Regions from separate parts of the Homo sapiens genome. Here region 2 is linked to region 1. The links are chromatin loops, found by intact Hi-C in ENCODE. Cell type or tissue: natural killer cell. All regions are shown on one strand. Each heading gives the region's core, and the rest is flanking DNA. Links, peaks and the distances in the headings are about the cores only. Region 1 overlaps PARP11-AS1 (PARP11 antisense RNA 1). Region 2 has its middle 23 kb from the start of FGF6.

Evidence for each region. Peaks named below come from ENCODE experiments on the same cell type or tissue, not always from the same donor. Only the 100,000 strongest peaks of a DNase experiment are listed, where the experiment ranks them.
Region 2: it touches region 1 in a loop (6-fold over the local background); 2 of 110 quality-filtered maps call a loop at or near these places.

What each region holds. Positions count from the first base shown.
Region 1 is chr12:3,879,876-3,891,117 of GRCh38, forward strand. The region is part of intron 1 of PARP11-AS1 (PARP11 antisense RNA 1); the gene reads left to right. Among named protein-coding and RNA genes, the nearest start is that of PARP11, 12 kb to the left of the region's middle. In natural killer cell, for the core only: CTCF peaks have their summits at 3,914, 4,123, 5,817 (motif pointing right) and 6,021; DNase peaks (open chromatin) are centred at 3,496 and 5,816.
Region 2 is chr12:4,416,895-4,428,136 of GRCh38, forward strand. No RefSeq gene overlaps it. Among named protein-coding and RNA genes, the nearest start is that of FGF6, 23 kb to the right of the region's middle. In natural killer cell, for the core only: CTCF peaks have their summits at 4,781 (motif pointing right) and 4,980; a DNase peak (open chromatin) is centred at 4,807.

The DNA of each region.
Region 1 (11,242 bases), core at 1,982-9,981:
ATTACCATGACAGATAGAATGATAATGAAAAATTTGGATTATTGTGAGCATTACCAAAATGTGACACAGAAACATAAAGAGAGCACATGCTGTTAGAAAATCGGAACTGATAGACTTGCTTGAGCAGGGTGCCACAAACTTTCAGTTTGTTAAAAAAAAAAAAAAAAGAAAAAGGAAAAGAAAAAAAAAAGCAACATCTGTGAAACATGATAAAGCAAAGTGCAATAAATAAAAGAAGGTGCGCCTGCAGACACCATGGAAATAGTGACTAAAGGGAGGATTCACATCTTGGGGAAAACGGGAAGGGAATGGCATGAGATTTCATTATGCTACTCAGAATGGCATGCAATTTTAAACATGAATTATTTATCTCTTGAATCTTAATATTTTCAGGTGATGGTTGACAGCGGAAAACTGAAATCGCAGGAAGTGAAATTGGGGCTGGGGGAATACCATTGTATAGTTGGTTCTCCATACCCATGGGTTACACAATCATGCATTCAACCAACCATGGATCAGAAATATTGAGAAAAAAATAGATGGTTGTGTCTGTACTGACCATGGACATTTTTTTTCTTGTCATTATTCCCTGAACAATACAGTATAACAACTGTTTACGTAGCATCTGTACTGTTGTTAGGTAATTTAAAGTATACAGGAAGATATGTGTAGGTTATATGCAAATATGTGTTAGTTATATGCATCATTGTATATCAGGGACTTGAGCATCCCAGGATTTTGGTATCCGAGGAAGGTTCTGGAAGCAACTCCCCATGGATATCAAGAGATGACTGTACTCTCTGTGTGCAAGGCCTGCAATTTCCCCTGATACGTAGCCTAACGCAGGGTATGTATCATCATAGTTCCTTCTGCTTCATAGTTCCAGGCAAAGAGCCACTGCAGTAGAAACTATGCATACTGACCAGGGTCACCAGTTTTCTCAGGAAAACTAAACATTTTACTTTATCTTTCATATTTTCTACATGTGTTCTGGGTGGAAATGTCTTAAGCCATGCTAAACCCGGCCCAGGAATCATGAGTGATGGCAGCCCTCCCTGGAACCCCATGAAGTTTGTTAGATTTTCAAATGCTGAGAGAGTTAGGAGGAAATTCCCAAGGGGAAATGAAAATCATCAGACGGAGAAAACAGGTAGATGGATGAAGAGAGCAGCAAGGTGAATTTGCGAGAAAAAAAATCAATCTCTTCTAAGACAATAGAAGGAGGAAAGAGAACGGAGTAAGTGGTGAGATGCAGGATACAGTATTACCTATCATTTTACTGTTATTATCATAACTGTTTTTATCCATAAAGGTCACATTTACAACCAGAATTTGGGGAGCTGTAGGAAAGGATATGGGAGACAGGCTGGATTCGACAGAAAGGAAGAAGGCGCAAAAGGAAAGCCAAGGGGGCCAGGAGAGGGTGAGGGAGGAAGGGGAGAGAAAGCTGCATTTGTGCCCATCCGCCTTGAATATAAAGACCCAGCCTCCGTCTGAAAAAGAGCCAACAATGAGGCAGCCCCAGAATCAGCCCTGCTGTTGAAGTCTGACACGTTAACAACCCCAGCAGGAATTAAGAGGTGAAATAAGCAGATGAAACATTCACCGAAGCCGAGATAAGCATTCCTGGAAAGGAATTTTTCAAAAAATCAAAATGAATCTCACAAATCTTCCTAATTAGGAAACATGACAAGGAATTAAATTCAACCTAAAAAAAAATGAAGTGCTAAATAACTCACCCACACTAAATGGAAAGGCTCTATTGAGAATACCACTGATTATTAGTTTTCGCTGCTCCGGGAAATTATCTACGCACAATGATGGACATCAGCATTCAGCTCACAGCGGCAGTCAAAAGCAGCAGCTGAGATGTGTGGCCATCCTAATTAGAGGATGGAGAATTCTGAAAAGACTCTGGAGCTGTGACATTCCTGGCTGGGGCTTTCCTTCCAGGAATGCCACATTAGGGTTTTGGTCATCACGTTGTAAAAAAAAAAAAGGACTTAATAGGAATGATCCAGAAAGGGACAACAGAAATGACTTAAAAAAGAGCGTGAGAAGCTTTGAGGTTCAGAACAGAAAACAGGAAAAGACTTCCATAAGAAATAATTTTTAAAATTAGGAGAGAAGGAGGTAAGTAAAAGCCTCGGGTGGTGGAAAGGGCAGCCAAAAGGTATACTGCCTGGACTTAGGTCACTCCAGACATGTGAGGGTTTAGCCTGTTTCTAATGAGCACACCCAGGGGTGTCAAGAAATTACAACAGATTATCTAATATGAATTAGCCTTCAATTCTTCATTCAATAAATATTTAGCAAGCACCCTCCACGTTCCAGGCACTGTCTGTAGCCTCTTGAATAGATCAGGGAACAAAATAGATTTTAAAAGCCTCTGCCTTTATGGGATTTACATGCTAGTGGGTGGGCAGGCCTTGGGGTAGGGACATGTGGAGATAGACAATAATAGATAATAAATAAGTACATCGTATAGTGTGTTCTAAGGTGATAAGAACTATAGAAAAAAACATAGATCAGGATAAGGAATGTTGGGAGTACTCAGGATGCCCCTCGTTGAGAAGAGAACATTTAAGGAAAAACTTGGAGGAGGTAAGGAAGTAAAAGTAATAGATATCTAGACAAAAGGTATTCCATGCAGAGGGAGCAGCTGGTACAAGCTTCCCAAGCAGCAATATGCCTCACATGCTAAGGAAGAGTGAGGGGAGAGAGAGAGAGAGAGAGAGAGAGAGAGAGAGTGTGTGTGTGTGTGTGTGTGTGTGTGTCTACGTGTGTCTATGTGTGTTTGGAAAATTAGGAGTGGGAGGATGATATGCAGATTGAACAGGGCGTGGTATAATAATTAACAAATACTTACATTTAGTAAGCAGTGTTATAAGTGACACTTATAACAACGTCAGGCAGTTAGTATGTGCCTGACGCTGTTATAAGCTCTGTTAACAAATATAATTCGCACAAGCACCCCACGGAAGTAGCTACTCTTATTACCCTCATTTTACCTCTAAGGGATCTGAGACACAAAGAGATCAGTTAGCCTGTCCAAGGTCAAGCACTGGAGCCTTGGTGCGTGGATTTAGAGCCCACGCTCCTAGTTGCTGCCTCATGCCATCTCTCAATGTGGTTTTAAGCCATCTACTTCTGATTCCAGTTCTGATTACTTAACCTCGATTGGATTCCAGTGTACTCCCTAGGATAAATTTATGTTTCTCTTAAAAAAAAAAAAAAGCAGCGTGGCTCACTGCTTTATCACTCATGACCTTTCCTGGCCCTTTGTTCCTTTCCCCTACCAATTCATGAGCCGCTATTTTCTGCTAGTTTATCCCTGAAGTCCATTATTTCTGCCCAGCAAATAAAGCAAATGTCTATGGATAGAACTTCAGTTCAGTTTGTGAGGGAGTAGGGGTGGTGCTTCTCTGGTTTAATAACGCCCTACAGATAACTAAGAGGCAGGACAGGGCATACACTGAGTTAAAAGCTAGGTGTCACTATTTCTTATACTCCAAAAGGCACTGTGTGGAGGGGTGTGTTTTAACACAACCATCACCAGCTCCAGCTTCTCAAGATCTCTGTCCTGTTTTCTCAAGACACAGCACTTTTATGCTGAAAACCATTGAAATGTAAAGCCATTGAACTTTAAATGGATGAGTTATACGTGAATTACACCTCAACAAAGCTGTTAAAACAATTACATAATTTTTGTAAATGTCAAGATCTTGGCTTTTACCTCCCCTGTTGACCTCCCTGCCTGACTTCCGTCCTCCCTCACATACCTTCAGGGGGCACAGAACCATACTCAGAAAGAGGATCACCATTCCAGAACCCCAAGCACTCCATCCAACATTACAACTTTGTTTTAACTCCAGGGATTACAGCAGTATGCCAAGGAAAATAAATGACTCTTTACCATTAGATCTTCAGTACCAATTTTCCTTATTAGAAAAAAAAAATCTAACTTTTTTTTTTTTTCTTTTTTTGAGATGGAGTCTCGCTCTGTCGCCCAGGCTGGAGTGCAGTGGCCCGATCTCGGCTCGGCTCACTGCAACCTCCACCTCCCGGGTTCACGCCATTCTTCTGCCTCAGCCTCCCGAGTAGCTGGGACTACAGGCACCCGCCACCATGCCTGGCTAACTTTTTTGTATTTTTAGTAGAGACGGGGTTTCACTGTGTTAGCCAGGATGGCTTCGATCTCCTGATCTCGTGATCCACCCGCCTCAGCCTCCCAAAGTGCTGGGATTAGAGGCGTGAGCCACCGCTCCCAGCTTCTAACATTATTTTTAATGTTAAAGCAAATGTGTATATTATGAAGCAGAAGGCAATATTCACTTACATAGGGCTTTTTAAAAATTTTTGAGACAGAGCCTCCCTCTGTCACCCAGGCTGGAGTGCAATGGCGTGATCTCGGCTCACTGCAACCTCCACCTCCTGGGTTTGAAGTAGGTTCTTGTGTGTGGTTAGCTGCTTTAAGCTGGAGTGGGAACAGTGTATGTCCTCTGCCAGTTGTGGAGACAGAGAGATTGAGATACACTGTCAGTGGCTAAAACAGGAGACTCAGGAACTGATCCAAGCTCAGTACCGCTATATTATGTGATATTGTGCATAACATCCCATTTTGGGGCCTCAGTTTCCCAACTAAAAAATGAGATGATTGAACCAGGTGATCTCCAAGGTTGCTGCCATCTCTCAAAGTCCATGATTTGGTGTCATACTGACACAAATCAGATTCTGGGCTCAGATTCATCAGCACCAAGATGCCCAGAGATGTAGGAAGCAAAAGATACAGTCCCTGTCTTTGTGGAATTTTTCATCTACTGAGGGAGACTATGAAGTGAATTTACAAACCATCCAAAGGACACAAGAGGCAAGAAGCAGCTGAGAATCATGAGTGATTAGAAATCTGGTGCAGATCACTCGCTTTGAGTCAACTGTGCAGCTAAACGACAAGGAGACTCTTACCCTGCCAACCCCTGCGCCCTTTGGGCCAGGATAACTTGACACAAAGGCACTTGCTGTTGACCTTGTGCGTGGCCCCAAATCACAGAGTAAGAAACTCTCAGAGCAGGAAAGGGATGTTAGCTATGAACAAATCCAAAACCCTCCATCTACATTCAGGATTTGGGATAATGCTCGCATCACACTTAGAGTATTTTTATTCGATAGAAGGTTCTTAACATTAACTCAAATCTTAAATAATCCTAAAATTGGAAGAGAAATATATCCTTCTCTTCAAAGCCCAATACATTAAATATGGAATGATTTTAAGACAAGTCTTATTATGACATAGGGTTGAACAAGATCTGCCTGGCAGCCACTTATTGAAAAGCATTGCTCTGAAAAAAATTAACTTCTACCCTTCATTGTAGGGTATTTATGCGTTTTCTTATGTCATCATTTCAGATCCTTTCCTGCTCCCGAAGCTACGGCAGAGCATTTCCGTAGGTCTCCAGTCACATGTCTTTGCTTTTCTGAACATACCAGGAGATCTATGAAAGTGAAACTAAAAGGAAATAGAAAGGAAAAACTGCTTCTGATCTCTCTCATCCAACTATTTCATTTTCATTTGTTCTAGGAGAATTTCTTCCAGCTCTAGCCTCCTGGATTTACGCATATTCTGGGGACTAGACTAAAAACCTCTACCTCTGGCAGGCATCTTGGGGAAGTCTTGCCTAGATGACATTTGACCTTTGGGGTTTCTTCCAATCCAGATATTCTAGGGTGCAGAAAGGAGTAGTGGTCCCTCACAGATCGCCCAAAATGGATTTTTTCCACCTAATTGGAAAATATGCTCATTTCTAACACAAGATGGCGCTGGGACACAGGCAAGAACGTTTCTGATTAAAACAAAACCAAATGAAACAAAACAAAACACAAAGCAAAACAATCCATGAGCACAAAAGTTCTAATAAGCCAGAGAATTATTTTGTTTCTGGACAAGACCAGCTTTTGTTGAGCACATTTTAGAACAGCTTTCTGGAGTAGCAATAATCTAATTGAGCTGCTTTACCCTAAATCAACCAAATGGTCAGGACTGAATTAAAGTAGTACAATGTATCCTTAGGAATAAAGTATTTAAAAAGAACTCTAAATCCCTTAACTACGCAGGGTCAAAACCAGAGATAAGTGGTCAGGGGACTTAGTTGAACACTATCATCAAAAGTGATGTCTTAAATTCTTACTCTGATATGGGATGGGGTCTTTACCAGTTGAATAATTCTGATATGAATTCAGTTGCCTTAATAAAATTATCTTTTTTTTTTTTTTTTCTTAGAGACAAGGTCTCACTATGTTACCCAGGCCGGTCTCAAACTCCTGGCCTCCCATAGTGCTGGGATTACAGGTGTAAAGCACCGTGCCCAGCCTCATTTAAAATTAAATGAGCTCTTCTACTTCATAATAGAGCAGATTGTTTTAACTTGTTTGCACTTATTTGAGGATTATTTGATGAAGCAATTGAGGAATAATTCACAATTTGAACTATAACCACCAAACAAGTTCTGTTAAGCTAACACCTAAGTTGAGTTTTAGTGTTGTTTTTTTGTTGTTGTTCTTTTGTTTTGTTTTGTTTTGTTTTTGAGACAGAGTATGGTTGTATCACCAAGGCTGGAGTGCAGTGGCATGGCTCACTGCAGCCTCAACGTCTGTGTTCAAGTGATCCTCCTGCCTTAGCCTCCCGAGTAGCTGGGACTATAGGTGTGCATCACCATGCCCAGCTAATTTTTTATTTTTTGCAGAGATGGGGTATCATTGTGTTACCCAAGCTAGTATCAATCTCCTGGGCTCAAGCGATCCACCTGCCTCATCCTCCCAAAGTGAGAATTTATTGGGAAAGGAACTTATTATCTGTCTTCCTCCTAACCCCCACAATAATCTCCTCCACATGAACAAGTGGTTGGCCAGTCTGTTTAGAATCTTGTAGTAACAGCAAACTGACCACTCAGGAGAAGCAGCCCATTCTATCTCTAGACGGTTCTAAGGTTAGAATAGTCTTCTTTAGATTAAGCCAAAGCATGGCTCTTTATAATTTGTGCTCATATATCTCCATTCTTCCTTTTAGAGGAATGCAGTATAACCTTCTTTTGTAATATGACTGCTCCTCAAATTTGTGATGATTTGGGCCTTCTCAGTCAAAAACAGCATCCGTTTCTGCAGTAATTTTTCATATGACATCTTTTCTAGCTCTATCTTGGATATCTTTCTTTGATTTATCTTAAAGTGTGTTCTGATCTCACAGCCAGTGGGCCTATGTTAGTTGCCTGGATTTAAGTAGTATGCTTCTATGAATGCAGCTGAAATTTGGTTAATTTTCTGCACAGTTATGTCACACCGTTTTCCCTTTAAAGCCCCCGGTCAACTAAAACTCCCAAGCCACTAATGTGGATGTAGCAAAATCTACCCGCCCTTACATAAACAGTTGACGTTTAGAATTAAAATGCAGACGTTACGCCCTGTGATACCATGAGGATTTCAGTTCATAGCTGTGGGCTGTTAAAATTACTTAGAGTAATTTCATTCAGACTCTGGTGCCAGACATACCTGGATCCAAAAGTTTGTTCCTCCCTCATAAGCTATGTCATCTTGGGCAGTTGACTTGATCTCTTAAAACATCAGCTTTCTTATCTCTAAAATGCAGATAATATTGCTACTTTTCTCATAGGGTGGTACAATTTATATGTGATGATTTCGTGCAAAAAGTATATTTAGCACAATTCATGGCACGAAGTAAGTTCTCAATAAGTGTTTATTGTTACTATTATTAGTATTAGCCCATCATCCTTCAAATCAACTATCCCTCCTTGTCCATGTCATAGGAATATCTGACAAGCATGTCCTCTAAGGCAGATAAAAATATTACTGTTAGGGAAATTTAAAAGACAGAATCTGCATGACTCGCCACCATAGTTTCCCTCAGGCTGGTCTACGAACTAATCAGCACCATGTAGGTATAATTCCTACCCTAGCCATGGTTGCACCCACTGGCTATCAGCCAGTTCATGTCTTATGGCAAGGTAATTATAAAAGTTCTTGTCAAAGGCCATGCTGAAAGAAAGTATGGTTTTGATGCCTCTTCTTTCTACCAATCTAATATCCTTATCAAAAAAGGAATAAATGAAGACATGTTTTGTTTCTGAGGTTTGGGGTTGGCTCTGAGTGATCTCTGCTTTTCTAAAGACTTACAAAGAGTCTATTTAATAATCTGTTCAGTTGATGGGTTAAAGTGGTGAAATTGTGGGTTATTTCCCCCTTCTTTCTATTATTATAATAATGTTTGTGGAGTAAATAGCCTTTTAAAATTCTGTTCTAGAATTCTGCCAGGGATAATTGTCAAGCTGACTGGCTTATAGTTTTTATAATATGCCCCTTTCCCCCTTTTTGAAAATGGGGACAACTCTGTCCTTCTCTTGTCTGTTAACAGTTCTCCTATTCTCCATGCTTTTTCAAGGATTATTGACAATGGTTCTGGGAGTTCTTTGAGTAACCTGGGACGTGATTTGTCTAAGTCTGGAGATTTGAATTTATTAAGGGGGGTGAAAAGAACACCACACTCGTTTCTAGCTCTGGCTTTGCCATTTACTAGCTGAGTGAGCGTGGGCAGGTTTTGATTTTGTTTTAGCCTAAATATCCCCATCTGTGAAAGAAAGCATTTGTATCAGATGAAGTTGAAGGTCCCTTCAAGGTCTAACGGCCTATGTTCTATGTCTCAAGTAATCTGACATTTTCTTACTAAGTTTTCTCATTTATCCTGGCTTTTAGTTTCCCCTGAATAAAATGTGTCCTACCCTTTTTTTATTTTGAAATGCATTTTGGCTTAGAATTCCGATACCTCAGTGTGACGCTCAGGGTGCAACACTCTTGGTCCCCACTTTTTAGTCCAATTTTATCTCCTACTTCTCCCAGGTTCAAACCTGCTCTCCATGCAGATGGACTCAGCCACTCTTTCTGAATATGCACGTGCATGTCCCTCCCAGTCCTTCTGCTAAGGTTACTTCCCTAAAGTAGAATATCTCCCGGCCACGTCTCTCAGTCAGATTCTACCCCTCCTTTAAAGCCCCGTTTACTTACCAATTCTCTTTTGGGAAGTGTTTCCTAACTACTCCACATCATGATACACTCCTTTCTCTAAATTTCTTTCTTTCTTTTTCTTTTTTTAAATTTCTTTGTGACAGAGTCTCGCTCTGTCCCCCAGGCTGGAGTGTGAGATTAAATTTATGTTAGGCTAACATGAGCTTTTACTTATTTATTTATTGTAAGACAGAGTCTCACACTTTCACCCAGGCTGCAGTGCAGTGGCGCAGTCTCGGCTCACTGCAAGCTCTGCCTCCCAGGTTCCTGCCATTCTCCTGCATCAGCCTCCCAAGTAGCTGGGACTACAGGCGCACGCCACCACGCCTGGCTATTTTTTTGTATTTTTAGCAGAGACGGGGTTTCACCTTGTTAGCCAGGATGGTCTCGATCTCCTGACCTCATGATCTGCCCGCCTCGGCCTCCCAAAGTGCTGGGATTACAGGCGTGAGCCACTGCACCCGGCCCTCCTTTCTCTAAATTTCTAATGCATTCAGTGCAGATCATCTGATACTAAAAAATAATATTATCTGTGACATCTGGGTGTGGAAATGTTGAATTGTATTGTTATTGATCTGCATGTCTTGGGGGGTCCTCTCTCCCAGCTCTCCTTGCCTTTCCCACATTGAGTACTGTTCTGGGGATGCTTAATAAACATGGAGAAATACTGAATGAATTTGAAGCCATTATATATAATTTTTCTGATCAGAGCATTTGGGTAACTATGTAATACATGGTAGTTTCTCTTTCAATTTAGGAGTAACAGAAAGGTGAGCCATTGCTCAGGTAGCTTAATACTAGAAAGCATGTTATTTTAAAACGTATAATAATCCTTTATCTGAATAAAAGGATTTATTATACAATTGATAATGAAGTTCTTAAACTAGCTCACTTTCCTCCCCTGTCACCATAGATAAGGGATTTGAGAAAAGTTGCAGAATACACACAATTACTAATTGAACTCATCGATGCCAACCCTATCCTAATCTAACTTTCCCTATATTGGCCAAGACAGCCTAAATCTTTGGGTTGGAGGCCAGGTTTACATTTTATCTAAAAAGTGGCATAGTTACAGTTTTTAATAATAGAGAAACTATTTTTGTGTGTTCGATATCATACCAGATATACATCCCAGCAGACATGGATTGTTTAAATATGTGAGCGCGTGGAAAGGGAGGATTGGCCTCCCTGACCCCCAACACTGTGAAATGCTTGTTCCTAGTAAATTATAAGTTGCAATAAGTCAGTTAACACCGTAGAATCACACCATTGTCCTAATAGTAAAATAGCTGTGAGAAAAGACTTGTGATAAGATTGTAACATAGGAAAAATAATGCCTTTCCAAAAATCAACAGTGCACAAGCTCACAAAGCATGCCAGAAACAAAGCAGAGACAAGAAGTCATTCAATTGTTCAACATGTGCTGCTGAGCATCTACTGTGTACCAAACCCTGTTGAGAACATGGGCATTAGGGACGTGGAGTTATATAAAAGATATATAGGCCAGGCACGGTGGCTTACGCATATAATCCCAGCACTTTGGGAGGCCGAGGTGGGTGGATCACGAGGTCAGGAGATCGAGACCATCCTGGCAAACACGGTGAAACCCCATCTCTACTAGAAATACAAAAAAAAAAAATTTAGCTGGGTGTGGTGGTGGGTGCCTGTAGTCCCAATTACTTGGGAGGCTGAGGCAGAATGGCGTGAACCCGGGAGGCGGAGCTTGCAGTGAGCTGAGATTGTGCCACTGCACTCCAGCCTGGGGGACAGAGCAAGATTCTGCTTCAAGAAAAAAAAAAAAAAAAATATATATATATATATATATATATATAGAGAGAGAGAGAGAGAGAGAGAGACAGAGAGAGAGAGAGAGAGAGAGACCTTGCTCACAAAAAGGTCACATGCCATCTTAAGGGAGAGACAATCAAATAAACAGATCACACTCCGTGGGATGACAGGTGCTACAATAGTGATTTGTGTCTCCACTGTGGCCAGGGGCTGATACCAAAGGAGAAATGCAGGACAAAGTGAGGATCTTATTTCCTGGGCGGCATGCCCAGTCCAGCACTCACAGACACCCTTCTTCCTATTCCAGAGTCCTCCTCACACACATGAGAAGAGGCTCTAGCTTCCTTTGTGGTCACTACCTCTAGTCTTCAATCACCAAGAAAAA
Region 2 (11,242 bases), core at 1,621-9,620, 540 kb after region 1:
CTGATTGGTGCGTTTTACAAGCCTCTAGCTAGCTCCAGAAAAGTTCTCCAAGTCCCCACTGGACCCAGGAAGCCCAGCTGGCTTCACCTGTCAGTTGGAGGGAAGGAGAGAGGGACCTAAGAATTCAGTGTGCTGCCACAGCAGGCAACCTTGATGACATGGTGCTAAATGCAATGAGCCAGACACGAAAGGACAGATGTCGCATCATTCCATCCATGTGAAGCACCTGGAATACGCACATTCATAGAGACAGGTAGCGGAATGGTGGTTTTCGGGGGTTGGGGGTGAGGGGCAATGGCGAGTTAGTATTTAATGGGGCAGAATTTCAGTTGGGGAAAATGAAAAAGTTCTGGAGAGGGATGGTGGTGACGGTTACACCACATTGTGAATATAGGCAACACCACGACACCGCAGAGTTAAACAAGATTAAAAGTGCAAATTTTATGCTATGCATATTTCATCACAATTATACACAGAAAGATTTCAGTTCGAGGTCCTGCCCTGTCCTTAAAAGAGCTCTCTAGAGAGCAGCAGCCAGCTCGCCCCCGGGTTGCCCTGGACATGAGAAACACAGAAATACACATGAAGCTCAGGCTTCTCCTGTTGCTCAGCATCCAGGGTGCAGGGGCCAGGCATTCAGCGCCAGCCAGGAGCGGGAGAGGTTTATGTGGCTCGGTGGAGGTCACACTGCAGACAGAGGCTCAGGGAACCCAAGTCTCCCAGCCTCCATGTGGGGCTCATTCCTCTGCCTTAAAGGGAGAGGAACACACAGCCCTCCTGCTGCTCCTCCTCCCGCTCCAACCCGTGTAATGAGCTAATCTCCGAAAAGAGCTTAGAGCTCTTCTCAGAAAGATGCTCTATAAATACAGCATCCTCTTGCTAACCAGGACTCCAGGGGTGAGGAACAGATCACTGGAGGGATCCAGATGGGGGGAAGGGGTCCCTGGGGGACTTAAATTTAACCCCAGAAACTGGGCTCAGGTCACTGGCTGCGACAGCCCTGTGCGCTGTCCCCAGGAGAAACCATCCGGAGAATACTGTTTATTCTTTGTAATTTAGGGGCTTTCCCTGCCCCCAGTCACTGCCTAGGAGGATCATGGATTAATATGGGCTTTTGGATAGAATATGAATTTTTATCAGCAGCTGTTAGGACATCTTCCCTGATCTTTGCTTTAGGGGCCCAGGCTCTGCTAAATTCAGACCAGACAGAGTTAGTTGCTTCTCAGACAGACCTTACAAGGAAGCAGCAAGGCCAGAGAGGCGTGGGGTAAACAATTTCAATGAGAGTTCTCAATCTGCCGTGGGCACACGTCACCAGGGGCTTCTGAGAGCTTTTGCTCGACCTTCTCCAGTTAAACAAACTACTGCAGTCCTTCTCTCCCCGTCACCCCAAACTGCACTTTTAATAACAAATATTTTATAACACTATCTTTACTATTTAAAGTGAAACTGATGGTCAATATAATAGTACCTACACATATCACTTAAAAAATTAATATAATGCCTTAACTGTAGAGAAAAAAGGGAGCAGGTAACTTAAAAGATTGTATTTCAAGATCTAAATGCTCAGGCACAGCCACATTAAGACAATGGAGGATTCAGATGCTCATAGTTAGTTGTAATGAATACATTTGGATTTAAGAATGGCAAGAAAGTGTTCCACTAAAAATTATGTGCCGTTTTTGACATTTGAGATAGGATTAGGTATGTCTGTGTAAATGCATATAGTGAGAGAATCACTGCGATTGTGAGAGCTACAAATGTACTGATAACTGACGGGTTATCATGCTAGGGTTTTTCAAAGTGGTGCACTGTGCTTGAAAGGTTTCACACAAAATACAGACTTCCCTAGATTTATACCCTCGTTGGGAAACTTTGCGTTTTAAAGCGACAGAGAAAAACATTCTCTGCTTTATGTAAAGCAGTTTGATTCTAGGCTCAGATTTATAAACAGGTGTTCTACCTACATGACATTCTGAAAGCTGAGCAATTGCAGGACAATTCTTCATGATGGAGACTGTCCTCTGTGTTGCAGATGCCTCTCATCTGTGGCTTCTGTTCACTGATGCTAGCAGCATCCCCAGTCACTGTGATAACCAAACACCCTCCCGAACTGCCGAAGTGCTCCATCGAGATCCACCGATGCAACAGGGCTGAAAGTGCCTAGTCCTTACAGAGATGTTCCTTTCATTTCATTTCCTTTCTTTTCCTTTCCTTTCCTTTCCCTTTTCTTCCCTTTTCCTTTTTTCCTTTCATCTTTCCATATGATTCTAAGAAGTGGGATCCAGGAAAGGCAGAAAATAACTCTGTCTTCCTGTGTGGAGTGGCTCAGGAAAAACCAGATGAGTCGACTATGAGGGAACACTAGGGCAAAGGCCCTAAAGATCTTACTAGGAATCCATTTTCTAAAATCATTATATTAAAAAGATAGAGGCACTCATATGTTTATCGTAACAGTATTCACAATAGCACAAAGATATGAAATCAACCTAAATGTACATCAGTGGATGACTGGATAAAGAAAATGTGGTACATGTGCACGATGGAATACTATACAGCCATAAAAAGAATGAAATCATGTCCTTTGCAGCAACATGGATGGAACTAGAGGCCGTTGCTTAAGTGAAACAACTCAGAAAGTCAAATACCACATGTTCTCACTTTTAAGTGAGAGTTAAATAATGTGTACACATGGACATAGAGTGTGGACTGATAGAAATTGGAGACTTGGAAGGGGGACAGTGAGAGGTGGTTGGGCGATGAGAAATTACTTAATGAGTACAATGTACATTATTTGCATTATGGATACATTAAAAGCCCAGACTTTGCTACTAAGCAATATATCCATTTAACAAAATCGTGCTTGTACCCCTTAAATTTAATCTCCTAAGAATCCATGAACAGTAGGGATTCTCATAAGAATCCATTTTCTTTCTTTTTCTTTGAGACAAGGTCTCACTCTGTCACCCAGGCTAGAGTGCAGTGGTGCAATCACAGCTCACTGCAGCCTTGAACTCCCGGGCTCAGCCTCCCAAGTAGCTGGGCTACAGGCATGTGCCGCCACACCCGGCTAATTTTTCCACTTTTTGCAGAGACGAGGGTTCACCACATTGCCCAGCCTGGTCTCGAACTTTCGGGCTCAAGCAATCAGCCTGCCTTAGCCTTCCAAAGTGTTGCGATTACAGGTGTGAGCCATGGCGCCAAGCCAAGAATCCATTTTCATTCAGACTTCTGTAAGTGATTTACACTTCACACAACTCTTTCCAGCGTATCATCTCATTTGAATCTACACACTGATTCTGCTTGGTAGGCAGGGCTGGAATATAAGCTGCACTTAAGAGATGAAGACATAGAGGCAGAACGAGCTTAAGTGATTTATTTATCCAAGGTTATTCTCTATCTCATCCCTGTGTATATTTCCTTGCCAGCCCTCCCATGACATGCAGTAATGCTGTACTGTTGCCTGGGAAACTCATGGATGTGTCTACTCTCTGTTAGGATGAAAGCTCCCAGCAGACAACAGTCCGCTTTCTCTCTAGTTCACTGTTGTTCACAGGCACCAGCATAGTTGTTTAAAGCTAGTAGGTTTAAAATAAATATTTATTTCATAAATGAATTAGCAGCCTCCTTGCTTCCAATCCTTTATCCTCTTCATAGAATTCTCCTCTTCAAATAGTCGAATCACCTCATGCCACGTCATTGCAAAAATCTACTGTGGTTCACTGCTGTGTAGAAGATAATTTTAAGCTGCTTAGCTTGGCATTCAGGCTCTGTCTTCAACTTCCATTCCGCTCTGCACCCATAAATGCCATCCATACTCCAAAACAGCCTGCATCACTTGCCATTAGCAGCTAACATTGATTGAACACTTACTGTAGGCCAAGCACTGCCAAGCACTTTGCGTGTATTATTCTATTTAATCTTCACAAGGACTCTGTGAAATAGGCACTATTGTCTCCATTTTAATGAAAAGGGAAACTGAAGCTTAAATAACTTACCTAAGATCATGCAGCTCTTGAGTGGCACACCTGGGACTTGAACCCCCACCTTTCTGCCCCCAAGTGTGTGCACTAAGTCCCACGTTAGGTTGAACTTACTTTGCCTTTACACCTTGGCTGGGGCCCGTGCTTGGGTTCTTTGCTCGGGCTGGGATAACCCTTTTCTTCTCCATGTGCCTGCCTCCTTGCTGTCCCTGCCTCAGTGGCCTTTCATCCATGAGCCTTCCCATCCTACCTACTCTGGTGAGCCACTTTTTCCTCTGCAATACAATGCATTCTGATATAAAGCAGTATTAGCTGGGCAGGAGACTGTCCTCCACAAGGGTCTGTGAGCTCTTTTTAGGCAAATACTATAATTCATTCTTTATTTTTTAAAATTACTTTATTTTTAAATTGAATAATTGTACATATTCAAGAATAATTGTACATGTTCATGGAGATACATGGTGATGTTTCAATACATATAATAGTGAATAAATGAGAGTAATTAGCATATTCATCATCTAAATTTCTATCATCTGTTTGTGTTAGGAACATTTAACATCCTGCTACCTATTTGAAACTACATAATACGTTGCTGTTAACTATAGTCATCCTACAGTGATGTAGGATACTAGAACTGATTCCTCCTACCTGATGGGATTTTGTATCCTTTAACAAACCTCTCCCTATCCCTCTCCTCTAAAATCAGCATCCCAGTCCCAACTTACAACTGGTGTTCAGTGACTCTTTCTTAGACAACTCAGGATGAAGTTTAGTGATGACATTATTATTAAGGAAATAGCCACAAGGGGGCAGTACTAACGGGTCTGAGAATGGATTACCCTCCCTGTTCCACCTGGGAGAGGGATGTTCTGCTCCAAAGACCCTTCCAACTCACACGATGGCCCTGAGGGGCAGATGAACCAAGGTCTAATATAATGAAGTGTGCACAACCAAAAGGTAAACAGCAATGGGAAGCGTGGGAGGAAAATTGGAAGAAAGTTAGAAAAAAACACAGTTTTTTGGAAGCTCTTGAAAACTTTTGGAGTTTTAAAAATGTTCGGATAATATAGGGAATATAGTTTTTTTTTCTTGCAGAGTGTTATTTGGTTTTCTTCATACAACATTTACAACTTTAGTTCCCTAAACATAATTTTGTTAGCAAACTAAGAAACACATAACACATTCCGTGTTATTGAAGAAAACTCACATTTACGTCCATAAAGAGGGCTAAAAATAATTAATGCTATTTTCTACTGTGCTTCCTCAAATTTTCTATTTTTCTTTCTCCACCTTCCTCCTAATTGTTGTTTATGGAGATTACAAGTTATATTTTCACTCATTGTTATTGCTGTTTTGCCTGTTTTTTTTTCCTAGTTAAAAAGGAGTGGAAAATCATAAAAATTTTGAGATATGTTATTTTCTAGCCCTAATGGAACCTGCAGCTAATTCTGGCAAAAGATGGAGCAGGGCTGGGTGGAGAAGGATGGAGAAGGGACACAGAATATTGACGGGCCTTACGGGCCTATGCTTAAAAATTCATGGGATTCATGGGATTCAAGGCCAGGCATAGTGACTCACACCTGCAATCCCAGCACTTTGGGAGGCCTAAGTGGGCAGATTGCTTGAGCCCAAGAGTTCAAGACCAGCCTGACTAATGTGGCGAAACCCTGTCTCTACTAAAAATACAAAAATTAGCCAGGCTTGGTGGTGGGTGCCTGTAATCCCAGCTATTCTGGAGGCTAAGGCAGGAGAATCGTTTAAACCCAGGAAGTGGAGGTTGCAGTGAGCCGAGATCGCACCACTGCACTCCAGCCTGAGTAGCAGAGTGAGACTCTATCTCAAAAAAATAAATAAATAAGAAAAATTCATGGATTCATCCATATCGAGGGTTGGAAAATAAAAGGATTCTGAGAAGTCTTTCTGAGGGAAAGACTTTTCAGGGGACCTTTTAGGAAGGCCTGGAATAGCTTCACGAGTGAAGAGAGACTTCAGTAAGACCCCATGGAAGGCTTGACATGTGTCTCTGAAGCTGAGGGGCACCGTGGACCACTGTGTGATGCCTACCTGGAAAATTCCAAGGCAGGAGAGAGTGTGTTTCCGGCTGCTGCAGTGCTAAGAGTGAAGGGCAGGCTGCCTCTGCCCTGGGCTTGGGCTTCATTCCCAGAGTTTGCAGGGGCTCGGATTTTCTGCATGTTTCCCAGAGACCAGGCGTGAGCCACACATGAGAGCATCCCTAGCTGCCACCCACCGCCTACTGCACAGCATCCCCAGCCACCACCCCCAACCTAACCCTCAGCCTCCCCAGCCGCCACCCACCACCCAACCCTCAGCCTCCACAGCCGCCGCCCACCACCCACTGCACAGCGTCCCCGGCCACCACCCACCATTCACTGCATAGCATCCCTAGCTGCTGTCCACTACCCACACCCCATCCCCAGTTGTGACAACCAAAAGTGTCTTCAGGCGTTGCCAAATGTCCTGTAGATGTCAAAATTACCCCCAGTTGAGAATAGCTGCATTTAAGGCAACTGCATATCACACCCAAAAGAATAGGCCCCCCAGCTAGGGCTACTTTTGATGATAGCGACCACTTGGGTGCCTGGTAAATGCACCAGCTGCTGACTTCTGTCTTGGCACAGAAAGTTAGAATGACACCCTGTGTGAGGGCAGCCTTCCCCAGATGGCAGCAAGGCACCGGTTTGGACTGAATGTGTGCTCCCCAAGTTCATATGTGAAAGCTCTGACCCCTACTGTGGCTGGATTGAGAGATAGGGTCTGTAAGGAAGTACATGAGGTTGTAAGGGTGGGGCCGTAATCTAGTAGGACTATGGCCTTATAGGAAGAGAAAGACACCTGGGTGTGCCGGGTCTGTGCTTATGCCCAGAGGAAAGGCTGATTAAGGATGTGGTGAGAAGGTGGCCTTCTACAAGCCAGGAAGAGAGGCCTCACGGGACATCCATCCTGCCAGACCTCGATCTTGGACTTCCAGCCTCCAGAACTGTGAGGAAATGGGTGTCTGTTGTTGAAGACACTGTGTGTGGCACACTGCTCGGGGGCCCCAGCTCTGAGATGGCACTGGATGGGCATCTGTGCCACCAGAGGCAGGCCCCAGGGGTCCCTGGCACCACAAGTAGCCGTGCCTCAAGGTGATGTGTGCCCGCTCTATTAGACGCCATGTGTCCCACCAAAACCAGATGGGAGGGCTCTTGTGTTCTTTGTAAGAAAAATGAATGGCTAATATTGACATTTACAACCAACCCTTCAATTGGCCAGCCTAGCGACCCTCCAACCTCCTCTGCGACCTAAGCCTCCCCAATGCTGCAGTCACCAACCTCCCTTCTCTCTTCACGGAAACCTCTGTAGGAATGCTCAAGGAATGGAATATGCTGGTTGGTTGATTTTGAAAAAACAAACAGCATTAAACTTGTTGGGGGGTGTGTCCAAAATTTTGTGTTGAAAAATCTTTTTGAAGTTATGCATTCATTTTTAAATAAACATGCTTGTTAAGTGAGTATTTTGTGGGTTTAGCGTTTTCATCCTGAGCATCATTTGTCTATAGGATGATTGGACTGTAGATGAATACAGTATAGAAGTCTTAATGGATCATGGACACATTCCAGAATGTCCCTGGGGTATTGTTTTCACGGTATCTGTTATTAGCTTGTTTTCTTGGCATTTTGGCTTTTTTTCCTCCTAGAACTGGAGGAAAGGAGGAAAAGCAGCTGTCCTGGCCAAGTATCTGTGTGTGAAATGAGGTCGTGGTGTCCGTCTGCTTGTGTTTAGCACCATGGTGTTTAGTCTCAGGGCCCTGACAATAGACGGATAGCAGCAGGGCAGCAGAAGGCTTCTTGTTAGTCCCTTTAGGGGACGTGAATGGTCAGGCAAAGAATATGAAAGCTCTTGGGGTCTCCCTCAGAAAACGGAGGGGGCTGGTTCTTGTGTGCTTTAGAAGAATCGGATTCAGCCCGAGAGGCACTACCTGGAGTCAGGGCTGTGCTGTGAGCCACACATGCGGACTTCTTTTTCTTTTTTCTTTTTTTTTTTTTTTTTGAGATGGAGTCTCGCTCTGTCACCCAGGCTGGAGTGCAGTGGCGTAACCTCGGCTCACTGAAACCCGGGTTCAAGCCATTCTTCAGCCTCAGCCTCCCGAGTAGCCGGGATTACAGGGTGAGCCAACACGCCCGGCTAATTTTTGTATTTTTAGTAGAGGCAGGATTTCACCATACTGGCAAGGCTGGTCTCGAACTCCTGACCTCAGGCGATCCACCCACCTTGGTCTGCCAAAGTGCTGAGTTTACAGGCATGAGCCACCGCGCTCGGCCCACAAACGTGGACTTCTTTCCGTCCAGGCATCGCTGCTCTCTCCAGCGCCGTCTCCTCTAGCCTGGAACACTCCTGTGTGGGAGCCTCCAGATTGTTCTCCCTGCACACAGGCTCACCTCACCACATCATTTTACGGGAGACAGTTCTGATGATTATTCTAGAACCCCTACCTGGTCTTGTTAACGTTTTTTTTTTTTTTTTGAGACAGGGTCTCGCTCTGTCACCCAGGCTGGAGTGCAATGGGCGCGATCTCAGCTCAGTGCAACCTCTGCCCCCGGGTTCAAGCGATTCTTGTGCCTCAGCCTCCTGAGTAGCTGGGACTACAGGTGTTACAGGAAAGGGGTCCCAATAAAAACCCCAAGACAGAGTCCTTGGATCTGATCCAAGAAAGAATTCAGGGTGAATCCACAAAGCAAAAGCAAGTTTATTAAGAAAGTAAAGTGGTGAAAGGACGGCTGCTCCATAGACAGAGTAGGGTGTTTCCAAAAGTACGAGGAGGAACGTGTCCACCCGAAGTACAATACTCAGTTATACATAGGATAAAAACAGATCACGGGGAGATGTGTTCTGCTACAAGGGTTTCTGATGAAGGATTAGTTTTCTTAATTACTATATGTTGCAAGAATCAATATTATTATCTTTAAAGCAAAATTAGGAATGTTTTTGTTCTCAAGATATCAGGATATCAGGACACTCTGATTCATCTAGTCTACTGTAGATGAATATATCTACTGTATTCATCTACAGTCCAATCATCCTATAGACATCCTATAGACCAAAGTCTGTATGTGTTTATTAAATATCAATCTGTTCCCTTAACCATAAACATCTGGAGGCTAGGAATACCTAACTTCCTAGGAATGCGGCCCAGCAGTCGCAGCCTCATTTTCCTAGCCCTCACTCAAGAGGGAATCACTGTGGTTCAAACACCTCTGACACAGGCTCATGCCACCACACCTGGCTAATTTTTTGCATTTTTAGTAGAGATGGGGTTTCACCATGTTGGCCTTGAACTCCTGACCTCAAGTGATCCGCCACCTCAGCCTCCAAAGTGCTGCAATTACAGGTGCTTGCCACCCTGCCGGGCTAATTTTTGTCTTTTTAGTAGAGACAGAGTTTTTCCATGTGGCCCAGGCTGGTCTTGAACTCCCGAACTCAAGTGAGCCTTCTGCTTCGGCCTCCCAAAGTGCTGGGATTACAGGCATCAGCCACCATGCCCGGCCTGGTCTTGTTACTTCTTAAACCTCACTAAGGGCCTCTCAGTGTTTTCAGATTAAAATTCAAGCTCCTCTAAAGAGACTGCATATTGTGTGACTACAGGAAATATCCAGAAAAGGGAAAACGACGGAAACAGAAAGTAGATCTGTGGTAGCCGGGTGAAAGCAGGGAGGAGGGGATTCAATGTGCTTGAAGAGCATAATGAGCCCTCATCTCAAAAAAAAAATTTTTTTTTAACTAGCTGTTTGTGGTGGTGCGTGTCTGTGGTCCCAGCTACGCAGGAGGCTGAGGCGGGAGGATTGCTTGAGCCTGGGAGGTCAAGGCTGCACTGAGCAATGACTGTGCCCCTGCACTCCAGCCTGGGACACAGAGAGACACCTCGTCTCTGAAATAAATAAGTACATAATTTTAAAAATGTGCTTGAAGGGTCTTAAAGGAGTAATGAGATGCTCTAAAACTGATTTATGGTGATGGTAACTTTACCTAAAACTCATTGAGTTATACACTAAGGTTGAATTGGATGATACGCAAAATTTTAAAAATTCAAGCGTGTTAACATAGCTTCCCAGTGCTCCGGGATACAGTTCCTGTCCACCTGTCTTGAGCTCCATCCTGCCCATGCTCCTCTCATTCTGGATACAATACTGATGCTGCTTAAATCCTTGCAGGGACCATGTTTTTCCCCAGCTCTACCGGCAAACACCTGCTGCGTCCTTCCTTCCTCACAACACTCTTCCCCTGCCTGCCAGCCCCCACCCCTGCCCTAAATCTGGCTGAGACCCTTCAGAGCTCAGCCTTCCCAAGGATGGATTCTCTCATCCACCAACAGGAGGTCCTAACCCTGTTCTATGCTCCCGTAATAGGCTTGAAGTTTCTCTTTTGTGCTGCTCATTACGTTTTGCTGTAATTATTTTATTTATTTATTCATTTATTTTTATTTTTATTTATTTATTCATTTAGACGGAGTTTCACTCTTCTGGCCCAGGCTAGAGTCCAATGGCGTGGTCTTGGCTCACCACAACCTCCGCCTCCCAGGTTCAAGCAATTCTCCTGCCTCAGCCTCCCAAGTAGCTGGGATAACAGGCATGCGCCACCACGCTTGGCTAATTTTGTATTTTTAGTGGAGACGGGGTTTCTCCATGTTGGTCAGGCTGGTTTCCAACTCCCGACCTCAGGTGATCCGCCCACCTCGGCCTTCCAAAGTGCTGGGATGACAGGCGTGAGCCACCGCGCCCGGCCTTATTTTTTTATTTTTATTTTCTCCACCCTGAGACGGAGTCTCACTCTGTCACCCAGGCTGGAGTGCAGTGGCATGATCTCGGCTCACGGCAACCCCTGCCTCCTGGGTTCAAGTGATTCTCCTGCCTCAGCCTCCTGAGTAGCTGGGATTACAGGCATCCACCACCAGGCCTGGCTAATTTTTGTATTTTCAGTAGAGATGAGTTCTCACCATGTCGGCCAGGCTGGTCTCGAACTCCTGACCTCATGTGATCCGCCCACCTCGGCCTCCCAAAGTGCTGGGATGACAGGCATGAGCCGCTGCGCCCGGCCTATTTTGCTGTAATTGTTTATTTAATGTCTGTCTTCCTTGCCAGTTTATAAACCCATATATAGTTTTCACAGTGATAGTCCCAGGGCCCTGAGTGGTTTCTGCTGCATAATAGGGTGTTAGAAATATTAATTGCATAAATAATACAGGAATGAGGTGCAGAGTCCAA